Linked DNA regions of Homo sapiens: all the other regions are linked to region 2. Evidence: chromatin contacts called from ENCODE Hi-C data. All regions are on one chromosome and are shown on one strand. Each heading gives the region's core, a stretch centred on a gene start or an enhancer-like site at or near the end of the contact. The rest is flanking DNA. Distances are from core to core; before and after follow the strand shown.

The links. A loop is a pair of places that touch in the nucleus more often than their neighbours do. Pooled maps may share reads with other maps.
Region 1: a pooled map shows a loop between it and region 2 (10-fold over the local background). The contact joins the promoter of ABCA1 here to the promoter of MRPL50 in region 2. A Hi-C loop is called at or near these places in 6 of 50 pooled maps.
Region 3: a loop to region 2 is called in a map of CD8-positive, alpha-beta T cell, with 13 times the contacts of the local background. The contact joins the promoter of TBC1D2 here to the promoter of MRPL50 in region 2. A Hi-C loop is called at or near these places in 2 of 168 maps with a recorded cell type or tissue (CD8-positive, alpha-beta T cell and naive thymus-derived CD4-positive, alpha-beta T cell), 1 of 37 single-sample maps with no recorded cell type and 14 of 50 pooled maps.

The regions. Positions count from the first base shown.
Region 1 is chr9:104,926,535-104,929,806 of GRCh38, forward strand. ABCA1 (ATP binding cassette subfamily A member 1) reads right to left here and starts at 1,621. Exons shown (of 50, transcript NM_005502.4): 1 at 1,401-1,621. LOC105376196 (a long non-coding RNA gene) reads left to right here and starts at 255. Exons shown (of 3, transcript NR_188620.1): 1 at 255-1,376; 2 at 2,974-3,190. RefSeq lists silencers at 15-254, 1,591-1,780 and enhancers at 931-990, 1,311-1,390.
Region 2 is chr9:101,396,758-101,400,176 of GRCh38, forward strand. It overlaps MRPL50 (mitochondrial ribosomal protein L50), which reads right to left and starts at 1,861. Exons shown (of 2, transcript NM_019051.3): 1 at 1,744-1,861. The coding sequence starts at 1,835. ZNF189 (zinc finger protein 189) reads left to right here and starts at 2,094. Exons shown (of 3, transcript NM_003452.4): 1 at 2,094-2,432; 2 at 3,127-3,253. The coding sequence starts at 2,400. RefSeq lists enhancers at 974-1,503, 1,504-2,032, 1,565-2,094.
Region 3 is chr9:98,253,911-98,257,238 of GRCh38, forward strand. TBC1D2 (TBC1 domain family member 2) reads right to left here and starts at 1,739. Exons shown (of 13, transcript NM_001267571.2): 1 at 1,263-1,739. The coding sequence starts at 1,631. RefSeq lists a silencer at 1,754-1,803 and an enhancer at 1,974-2,463.

The DNA of each region.
Region 1 (3,272 bases), core at 371-2,870, 3.5 Mb after region 2:
GGTCTTCACCGGATTCACAGTCGGAACCGCGAGCAAAGACACCTAGTAGAGCCGGCCGATTCCTAGGTCCTCCGGCCAGGAGGCGCTGCGGGCCAGTCTCCGGGGGCCACCGCAGCCCGCGCGCCCAGCACCCCCACCCTCACGGCAGAGCCCAGCCCAGCCCCGCGGCGGAGCTCCGAGTTCTGCGCCGCCCGCCGGGGTTACTCCCGGTCATTCCACGGCACCACCTCGGCCCAGCTTCCCCATCTGCGCCCAGGCAGAAGCTGCCCCGAGAGACCAGCAGCAACGGTCTGGAAGATGGGGCTGCAGGGAACGTGGGAGAGGGAGGATTGGGCACCCCACCTCCGGGTCTCCGCAGGCTCTCCTAAGTCTTGTTTTTAAAAGAAACAAAACTCGGCCGCGCGCGGTGGCTCACGCCTATAATCCCAGCACTTGGGGAGGCCGAGGCCGGTGGATCACCTGAGGTCGAGGGTTCGAGACCAGCCTGGCCAACAAGTTGAAACCCCGTCTCTACTAAAAATACAAAAATTAGCTGGATGTGGTGACGCGCCTGTAATCCCAGCTACTCAGGAGGCTGAGGCAGGAGAATCGCTTGAACCCGGGAGGCGGAGGTTGCAGTGAGCGGAGATCGTTCCATTGCACTCCAGCCTGGGCGACAGACCGAGACTTAAAGGAAAGAAAAAAAAGAAAAAGAAAAGGAAACAAAACTCGTCCGCGCTCTGCGCCAGGGACACCAGCTCAGCTGAGCGCACGGAGACTGTAGGCAGGACCTCCCTACCCCTCAGGTCAAACAAAGACCCAAGGCCTCTAGTGAGCAATAGCACCACGGACCGTTTGGGACACCTCCAACTCGAGTTCCCGGATTCACAGTCCGGGACTGTGCCGCTCCAGTCCCGGGGAGCATATAGCCAATTCCCAGGTCAGAACAGACCAGCTTCTTAAGAACCGAGTGAAGACTCAGTGCTGGCATTTGTCTCCGTAGGTACTGGCCGACCTGCAACCAGAAGGGTTTCTAGCCAGCTCAGGGCCCTCCGAACAAAGCAGCGCTCGGTGCCGGACCTGCAGCTCTCCCCACCCGGCAGCAGCGCCCTCAGCACGCCCGGGAACCCCCGACCCCTCTGAGCCCGGGGTACTGCGCCCGGGTCTCCACGCCCAGAGATGCTCCCCGGTCTCCACCGTCGGGCAAGCCCCAAGCGCAGCAGCGCAGAGTCCTGGGGTCACCAGAGCTCGTACTAGGACATCGTCTCCCCATTTAACACCGCCTCCGGTCCCATCTGAGTTGCAAGTGGTGGGGATGTGGGGCTCCGGATCAAAGTCCCCGAAACCGAGCACTTCCCGAAGCCTCCTTGGCCTCGAAACAAAACAATAACGCCCAAGTAAGTCACTGGAGAGCCTCTTACCTGTTTTCCACTTTTGTGTTTGCGTCTCTTTCTCCTACCCCTTGACAAGCCTTCCGGAGAAGGGGAGAAAACAGAACCGGGGAAAAAACAAGGAGCAAAGCGCCCTGAGAACCGGCTCTGTTGGTGCGCGGAGCTCCCCGCCCTGCCCTGCCGCAGCCCGGGAGAGAAGGGTCGGCTCGGCTCTGCGGGTCCCGGCCCCACTCACTCTCGCTCGCAATTACGGGGTTTTTGCCGGGACTAGTTCCTTTTATAGATTCGGCTGCACCGAGCGCAGAGGTTACTATCGGTCAAAGCCTGTGCTCTCCCTCCTCCCCGCCCCGTTCCCGGCCTCTGTTTATGTAGTTCAGTCACTCAGCAGAAAGCACGTGGAGCCGGGGCCCGCCCCTTAAACGGGCGACGTTCAGCCGCCCACGACACATCTAGGGAGTTGGGGGGAGGTGGGTGGGGTGGGGGTGGAGGGTACAGCAGGTGTCTTAGGGTCCGCGGTCTGCGTCCCCTTCCCCCGCCCGGGCCCGCCGGCCTAAGACGCGCGGGAAGCGCTGGGCTCGGGGCTGCGCCGCAGACTCTCTAGTCCACGTTCCCGGCAGCCAAGGGCACCAGTGGAATTTGCTTCCTCTAAATCCTGCTTTCCGCAATTTTTTTTTCCTTTGTTAGTTTCCTCAGCCGGAGGGAGGGATTGGGGGAGAGAGAGCTCTAGGCTGAATCTCCCTCAGGACGCCAATCATTTTGTCTTGTCTTTTGTTTCCTTTCAAAGGCCTAGGCTGGGGTGAGGGGAAGGCGGACAGTCCTCTGGGTAATGGGCTGCTTTTGTTTTCCCCCCACAAACCTGGACTTTGATTTTTGATAGGCGACCTACTGCCTTGGAGATTCCCAGCCTGAGCTCCCCAGGTCCCTCAGAGGACCCGAGAGGAACATCTTACTGCTTCTCTTCATAAATTGAGAGGAAGGAGGCCACAAAAACAAAAAAAGAAACAAACAAACAAAAACACAGAACAATATGGACCAGCCCCCTTTTAATTTCATTATATTGATCAGCCTCCCTGTGATAAAAACACAGGACTTGTATTTAGTTTGTATACATTTGTGAAGTGCAGCCAGAGAATTGCAGTCGTGTAAAATTATGTAGCCACTCCAGACCTCCAACTTATCTGTTTGCCTTTGGCTGTAGGGGAGCAAAACTACCCAAAACACTGGAGGGGCAAAAAAAAAGGCAAGAGTAGGAATGCAGGCCTACACACCATATGTCTAAATATTTAAGTCATCCATCAAGCCAACAAACTAAATGTCACCTTATTCTGGCCAAAACTCAGGTCAAACTGTGAAGAGTCTAAATATGAATCTGCCCTGAAGGGCAGATTCATAGAAGACTCAGGACAGACCCGTAGAAGAGGCCCAAGCAGGCCCTGGAAGTGCACGTGGAGGCCACAAGGTCTCCTACCTTGACAAAGATACCTTTGTAGCCACCTTGAAGGGCAGATTCACATTTAGACTCTTCACAGTTTGACCTGAGTTTTGGCCAGAATGAGGTGGCATGAGAGAGCTGCCCCAAGCCTACTTCTCTTCCCACCTCCAGCTCCATCATATTCCAGAACTCCCACCACCTGCATACAGACATTCAGCTGCACAAGCCCCCTCCATGCTACAGTCAACAGGATCTCCAGGCCACGGCTCAAGCCCAGGTACTCACATCAGTGGTTCTATCAACACTCAGGACAGACCCATAGAAGAGGCCCAAGCAGGCCCTGGAAGTGCATGTGGAGGCCACCAGGCAAGGAATTCTGGAGTCCCAGGTACTCATAACTCTGGGTGGCATGGCCCCTTTGCACCATGGACTGTTTGCCCTTAGAAAGGGATGGATCTGAGCTGGGCGCA
Region 2 (3,419 bases), core at 611-3,110:
ATGGAGAAACCCTGTCTCTACTAAAAATAAAAAAATTAGCCGGGCGTGGTGGCGGGCACCTGTAGTCCCAGCTACTCGGGAGGCTGAGGCAGGAGAATCGCTTGAACCTGGGAGGCGGAGGTTGCAGTGAGCCAAGATAGCGCCACTGCACTCCAGCCTGGAGACAGAGTGAGACTCCATCTCCAACACAAACAAAAAAAAAGTCAAATTCATAGAAACAGAGAGTAGGATGGTGGCTACCAGGGGTGGCGGAAATGAAGAGACGTTGGACAAAGGTAAAATTTAAATTATGTAGAATGAATAAGTTCCAGAGATCTAATGTACACCATGGTGACGATCATTAATAATACTGTACTGTATACTTGAAATCTTCTGAGAGTAAATCTTAAGTGTTTTCACCACACACACAAAAATTCTAACTGGCCAGGTGTGGTGGCTCACCCCTGGAATCCCAGCAATTTGGGAGGCCAAGGTGGGAAAATTACTTGAGTCCAGGAGTTCAAGACCAGCCTGTGCAACATAGTGAGAACTCCTTTCTCTAAAACAAAACAAAACAGAAAGTATGTGAAGAGATGAATATGATAATTATCTTGACTAATAATCAACATCAAGTTGTATATCTTAAATATATAAAATTTTTAAAATAGTAAAGAAAATATAATCATCATTCTCAGTAATCTATTTCCTCTAGTTTTCTTCATAATTTACCACTTTCTGAAATTACATTACACATTTGTTCATTTCTTCCTCCATTAGAACATATGCCCTACGAGAACAAAAATTTGGTCTGTTTTAGTAACCACTGTATTCTTACAACACCTAAGATATAGCCTGGCATATAGTAAACAGCCTAAAAAATATTTGTTGAGTGAATGAATAAAACAAACTTGGAAGAGATTTGAGAGATAATAACAAATATTGACCAAAGAAGAGGGAAAGCTAATATCTGAACTGATGAAAAAGATCTTTCCTAATTGTAGTGGTTTTTGTTTTAAACCTAAGAGAGCATACATTGCTCCCTAGGGTTCCTACCATACGTTTTGATTTCCTAAACACTATCTAAGTCAAATTAGATTTACCTTCAAACAATTACACATGGTGCAGCCGTGCAGCAGAAAAAGCAGTAGATGGGGAGTTAGGAGACATATGTTCTAGATCCAGCTTTGCAATTAACTTGCTTTGTGACTTTGGGAAAATCACTTCCCTCCTGTGGGCCTGTTTCCTCATATGTTGGAGTACCTCGAGGATGAGAATGGATTTTGTTTTTCCTGCTGTATCCTAGGCGCTTAGAGTAATGCTGGCCCTAAGAAATCTGTTGAATGACTGAATGAATGAACAAACAAAAGGAGGAGGCAGTACTTCATTACTGAACCTTGCTTGTGAAGAAACACAGCCGGCAAATGAGTTTAGTTTACCAAGCGCTTTCATGTGTTTGCAGACAACACACTCGGTGTCTCGCACACGAGGTTAATCCTGCTTGCTTAATAAATAAATGAATGAGTGAAGTGAAAAGGAAAGGGGGTGGTATTTCCGTTATAAAATGAGAAAACTAAGGCCGAGAGTGGAAGAGACTGGGTCCCACCACTCAATGAGTGCTTCTCAACTCGGGACCCTAACCGGACCTCCTTGTCCTTGCTCTGATCAGGCGCGGGACCACGATGGCGTAACACTCTATTTTGAATTCGTCCCTAATCCTCCTTAACTTTCCTTGAACATGACCCACCGTCCACCATAAAGCTTTACCTGAATCGAGACCAAAATTCTCTACATGGTGTCCCTGAGACTGTCCACATGAAGACTCTTCTGGTAATGCCCGACACAGATCGCGCCGCCATCTTCGATGAGATCCACGGGCCTGAGCGCAGCCTTCAGCCAGCAGTGACGCGCCCAGACCAGCCAATCGGATACAATCCCAGTGGCAAGAGCTTTCTTTTTCCTGTAGGCTCCCTCGCCCTTTGCACGCTGGGAAATGTAGTCCAGTAGCTGTTGCTGGCGGCGTCTGGACCGCGGCGCTCTTTCCGAGCATGACGGGAGTTGTAGTTGAGGGGGCCTCGGGAAGAATCTGGGTGACGCCTTCTGGTCCGGGGGCGGGCGGTCATAGCGTTACTTGGCTGCAAGGAGGAGGAACTGGCAGCGGGGAGGAGGCTCTAGCGAGGCCTGAAAGGCTGCGTAACCAGGCAGGAGTAGGGGTTGGGGTTCGGGGTTGGGGGACAGCCAGGGATCGCGTCTGATATGCTGTTGGGGTCGTGACCGTCTGGGGGCCGAGGCAGGCACTGGCCAGACCCAGCCAGGGATCCTCGTATTCGTCGAGCCTAATTTCCAGCAGCCGGGTAGGCCTCACCAGAGGCTCCTTTCCGTGAGGCCGCCCCCAATTCCTGCCCCTATTCTCTGCCTGGGAGATGGCTTCCCCGAGCCCCCCGCCGGAGTCGAAGGTAAGTAAGCACCCCCCCGGGGATCCCGGTTGTCTCGCCGCTACCCCAGCTAGGCCGCACCACTGCTTTCTCCCCCAGGCCCCCCACCAACCTCCTGACCGCCTCTTTAGGGCCAGCGCCTTGCAAGGAACTCCCCACTAGTGCATTGGGGTGCGGTTCGCGAACAAACTGCCCACTGGCTCCCTTTTTTTTTTTCTTTTTCTAGAGAGACTTGATAAATCGGCCTGAGAAAATAAGTAATGCTCCAGACTAGCTCTCTCATTTGTGAGTTCTCCAGGTGAAGCACCATTTTTGACCTTCCCTTGTGTCTTCTGTTCCTGGCACAGTGCCTGGACCCCAAGGTACACGCTTAGAGAACCTCAAGGAATTGAATTGAATAGAGTCACAAGCCAGTGCAAATGGAAAATTGAAGTAGGCAATGAGGTGAGGGAAGCTTGGAGAGGCCTTGGGGCAGTTTACTAAAATTAAACTCTCAGGGCATAATAAATCAGAAAAGCCTTATCCGTAGGTCCTTTCTAGTCTGAGATGTCTGTCAGTTACAGTTCGTTCCCAGAATTGGGCAACATATGGAACTTTCAGTTATCATGTTCCTCCTAGCCTACTTGGCCACAATAAGTGATTGCCTCTGTCACTTTTAGTGGTAGAATTGTCCTTGAGACAACAGGAACTGACTACAGAAATCATACTATTTCAGGGGTTGCTGACATTTGAGGATGTGGCTGTGTTTTTTACCCAGGAGGAGTGGGATTATCTGGACCCAGCTCAGAGAAGCCTGTATAAAGATGTCATGATGGAGAATTATGGAAACCTGGTCTCACTGGGTAAGAATCTGCTGTTTCTCTAATTAAAATATCTAAGAAGGTAGAGAGAAATCAGACTAACAGAACATTTGGACGGAAACCAGTACCAAAACTGCTTTGTTCCAAAGTTCTGATTCAAACCTTTTAGCCATTAATTGTTTCCATAACTCTCATCCCTAGCTTCCTT
Region 3 (3,328 bases), core at 489-2,988, 3.1 Mb before region 2:
CAGAGCCAGGAACAATGGAATACTATTATAAAGACCATGTGTTGAAGACCCTGCATACAGCAGTCAACCTGTGGAAGAGACACATAGACCCGGGAACCACATGACCTCGAAAATGCCTTCCCTGGCCAGGGATTCCTGAGTTTCATTATTTTAACCAAGTCCCCCAGCCTGGTCACCCGCCAAGTCCAGTCAGTAAAGGAGAACTGAACACGTGGGCATCCACAGATACCCACTTAGCTGGAGTTGGGGTTGGAGGGGTGGACAGATGGGGATGGGGTGGGGAAGGCTATCTCCTGGCACATTCTTCTCTGATGCCCATAGAACACTTAGCCCAGATCTGTCTTTCCAATTAAGTTATGGGACACCTCCTCTTGACATTAGCACTCTGACCTTGGTTCCATCACCTTGTGTGTGCATGTGTGCTTATGCAACAAAAAATTATTAAGTACTCCACTAGGTACCAGGCTGTATTCTAGGTGATGCAATTAATTCAACAATTTGTACATGCCTGTGATGTGTCAAATGCTTACAAACCACCTAGGTTCTGAGAGGTTAAGTAACTTGTCCAGGGTCACACAGCTAGTAAGTAGCAAATGTACAATTTGAATCCAAGCCCGTCTGATTTCAAAGAATGTGGCCTTTCTACTGCTTTAGGCTTTCTCAGTTACACATGATGATAAAACCTACCCCTTGCTGCTGATAGGAAAACAGGTTTAAGCATGCCTAGATGAACAATCTAGGCTGATCAGTGAAACCTAAGTGTTTATTTTCCTAATCCCTGCCAGTCTCTTCTCAGCATTCACTGACCTTGGCCAAAATATCAAGAAACGGGAATCAGAATCCTGGCCTTGAGAGAGGATTGCAAAGACCATATTTTGACTTACTTAGGTCCCAGGTAAGAAAGTTAAGGTAACTGCACTGTCAGGCACACCCAAAAGTAAAAGTTTTGATTCAGCACTGAGAGGTAGAAAGACTATGGGATTCCAAGCTACCCTACTCTCTAGACGCATGGACCTCGAGCCAGTCCTTTCATCTCCCTCTGACTCAGTTTCTTGATCCGTAAAATGGGTCTGTCTTCCCTGCCTTGTGGGAACCCAATGAGGAAATGGGTGGGAATGCACTTTGCAAAGCACAAAGTTCTTGGAACTGTCGTCACCGACACTCCAAATTTACTGTGTCCACCTCACACTCGCGCCCAGCCTTGCCCTGCGAAAAGGGGACCTCACGCCGCTGGAAAGGAGAAAGTCGTTGCAGGAATTTACCTTCAGGGTAATAACCCGGCTGGGAGTCTTGATTTCGAAGATCCCCTCCTCAGCGTCCGCCTTACAGTCAAACACTGCACTGGAGAGGTCGATGCTGTCCAAGGGATTGGCATCCTGAGCGGTCCGCGAGTAATACAGCTGACATTTCCTTTCGTCGTAGAAGAACCAGCGGGATTTCCAGCCCCGGATGGGCCCTTTGCCGCCGAACTTACTTAAATACCCACAGAGTTTCTTGGGGACCGCCTCCAGGGACCGGGCGCAGTCCCCCGATTCTTCCTCCGGAGGCGGCACCTGTGGATCCCTGGCAGACTCTTCGGACCCAGGGGCAGAGGAGCTGGACTCCGGGGCGTTCTCCCCAGCGCCCTCCATCGCTGCCAGCCGGAGACTGCGGAGGGACGAGGGGTCCGCGGGACCACCAGGGACAAATCTCGGAGACTCGGCGGGCAGCTTCCCAAAGGGAGACACCTGGGCGGGGGCGGGGCCGACGGCGAACCCGCCCCCAGGAAGCCACAGAGTCGGGACCGGGTGCGGTGCGCGCGCCTCAAAGATCGCAAACCCAGGTTACGGCGGCTGGCCACGCCCCTCCACCGCCAGGCCACGCCCCCGCAGCGCTCAGTCGGCTCCCTGCAAAGCCCAGCTGCTTCCGGCTTTTTCTCCGCGCCAGTCAGCCATCTTTACTGAGGGCAGCCGTGCTCCCTGGCTTCAGGTTAAAGGCGTGGTGGCACTGAGTTAGGTTAACCGCGGGCAGAGAAGCCTGTCCCTAGCTACACTTCCCTGGTAGTTCGCATAGTCACCTAGAAAGATAGTGCTTTCTTGCACCCGATGGGCTGCTTGTTCCCTCCCTGTGCCGCGCGGGGCACCCTCGGACGGCGCATCTCGCGGCCATTGGCTGAAAGGAAGACCGCTGGGAGGCCCATCTTCCGGCGTCGCCCGGGCAGCGCGGCTCCGGAGCTGTCTGCCACTCTTCTCCTGGTGTTCCTTCAGCCCCGTCAGTGACGCCGCGGACGGCCTTCTTATCCCTCGCCTGACAGCAGTGGCCTCCCCAGCTCTCTGTCCTGGCTCCTATTCGCCTCCTGACAGCGCTGGTTGTGTTGCTTGGGGCGCCCAGGCGCGGCCGCTGCGCTGCGGAAACCCATGCCACTCCTGGGTCATAGTTGGGTGCAGTACATTTATTTTTATTTTGTTATTGCTATTATTATTTTTAGAGACGGTCTGGCTCTGTCACCCAGGCTGGAGTGCAGTGGCGCGATCAGAGCTCACTGCAGTCTCCGCCTCCCGGTCTCAAGCCATCCTCCCGCCTCAGTCTCCCGAGTAGCTGAGACCGCAACTGCGCACCACCACACCCGGCTAATTTTTAAATTGTTTTTTGCAGAGAGGGGGGTCTTGAACTCCTGGCCTCAAGCGATTCTCCTGCCTCGGCCTCCTAAAGTGCTGGAATTACAGGCGAGAGCCACCGCGCCAGGCTGTTTTGTAAATAAGTAAAAGAATTTAGGGTTTGACTAACTTGCTCAACTTCTGCCTCATTTTACCTGTTTCCCCTTAAACTTCTCCCCTTCCCTCCTAAGGCGCATTTCTCCATTAGGGTTGCGGAGCCCAATTGCGTCCAGCTTTCTTTAGGAGCTTCTTTCTGCCTTTCTCTTGCCCTTTGTTCAGCCTTTCCTCTTACTTCATCGTCTCCCCCTCAGCCGTCGTTAACGAGACCCTCATGCACACTCAGTGATATTGACAAGAAGCAGGGTGGGGGTAAAGGCGAGGGCTCTAGAGTCTATTTGCATAATTTTCAGATTCCCACTCTGCAATACTGAGTGATTTGCTCAACCTAAAAATGGAGATAACACTTCTTCCTACCCACCCCCGACCCGCCGCCAGACAACTTTACGGTGAAGCTAATGAAATTTATGTTCACTTGCATGGGTCGCTGGGATTTGTAGTCTAACAGGTGGGGAGTTGCAACCAGGGAGCATTTCTCCTAAATGCCAGAGAGCTCTTCATTTGTTATAATTTACAATTTATTTTCTCATTCTAAATAACCATCGTCATACCTAATTTTGTGTTCATAATTTTGT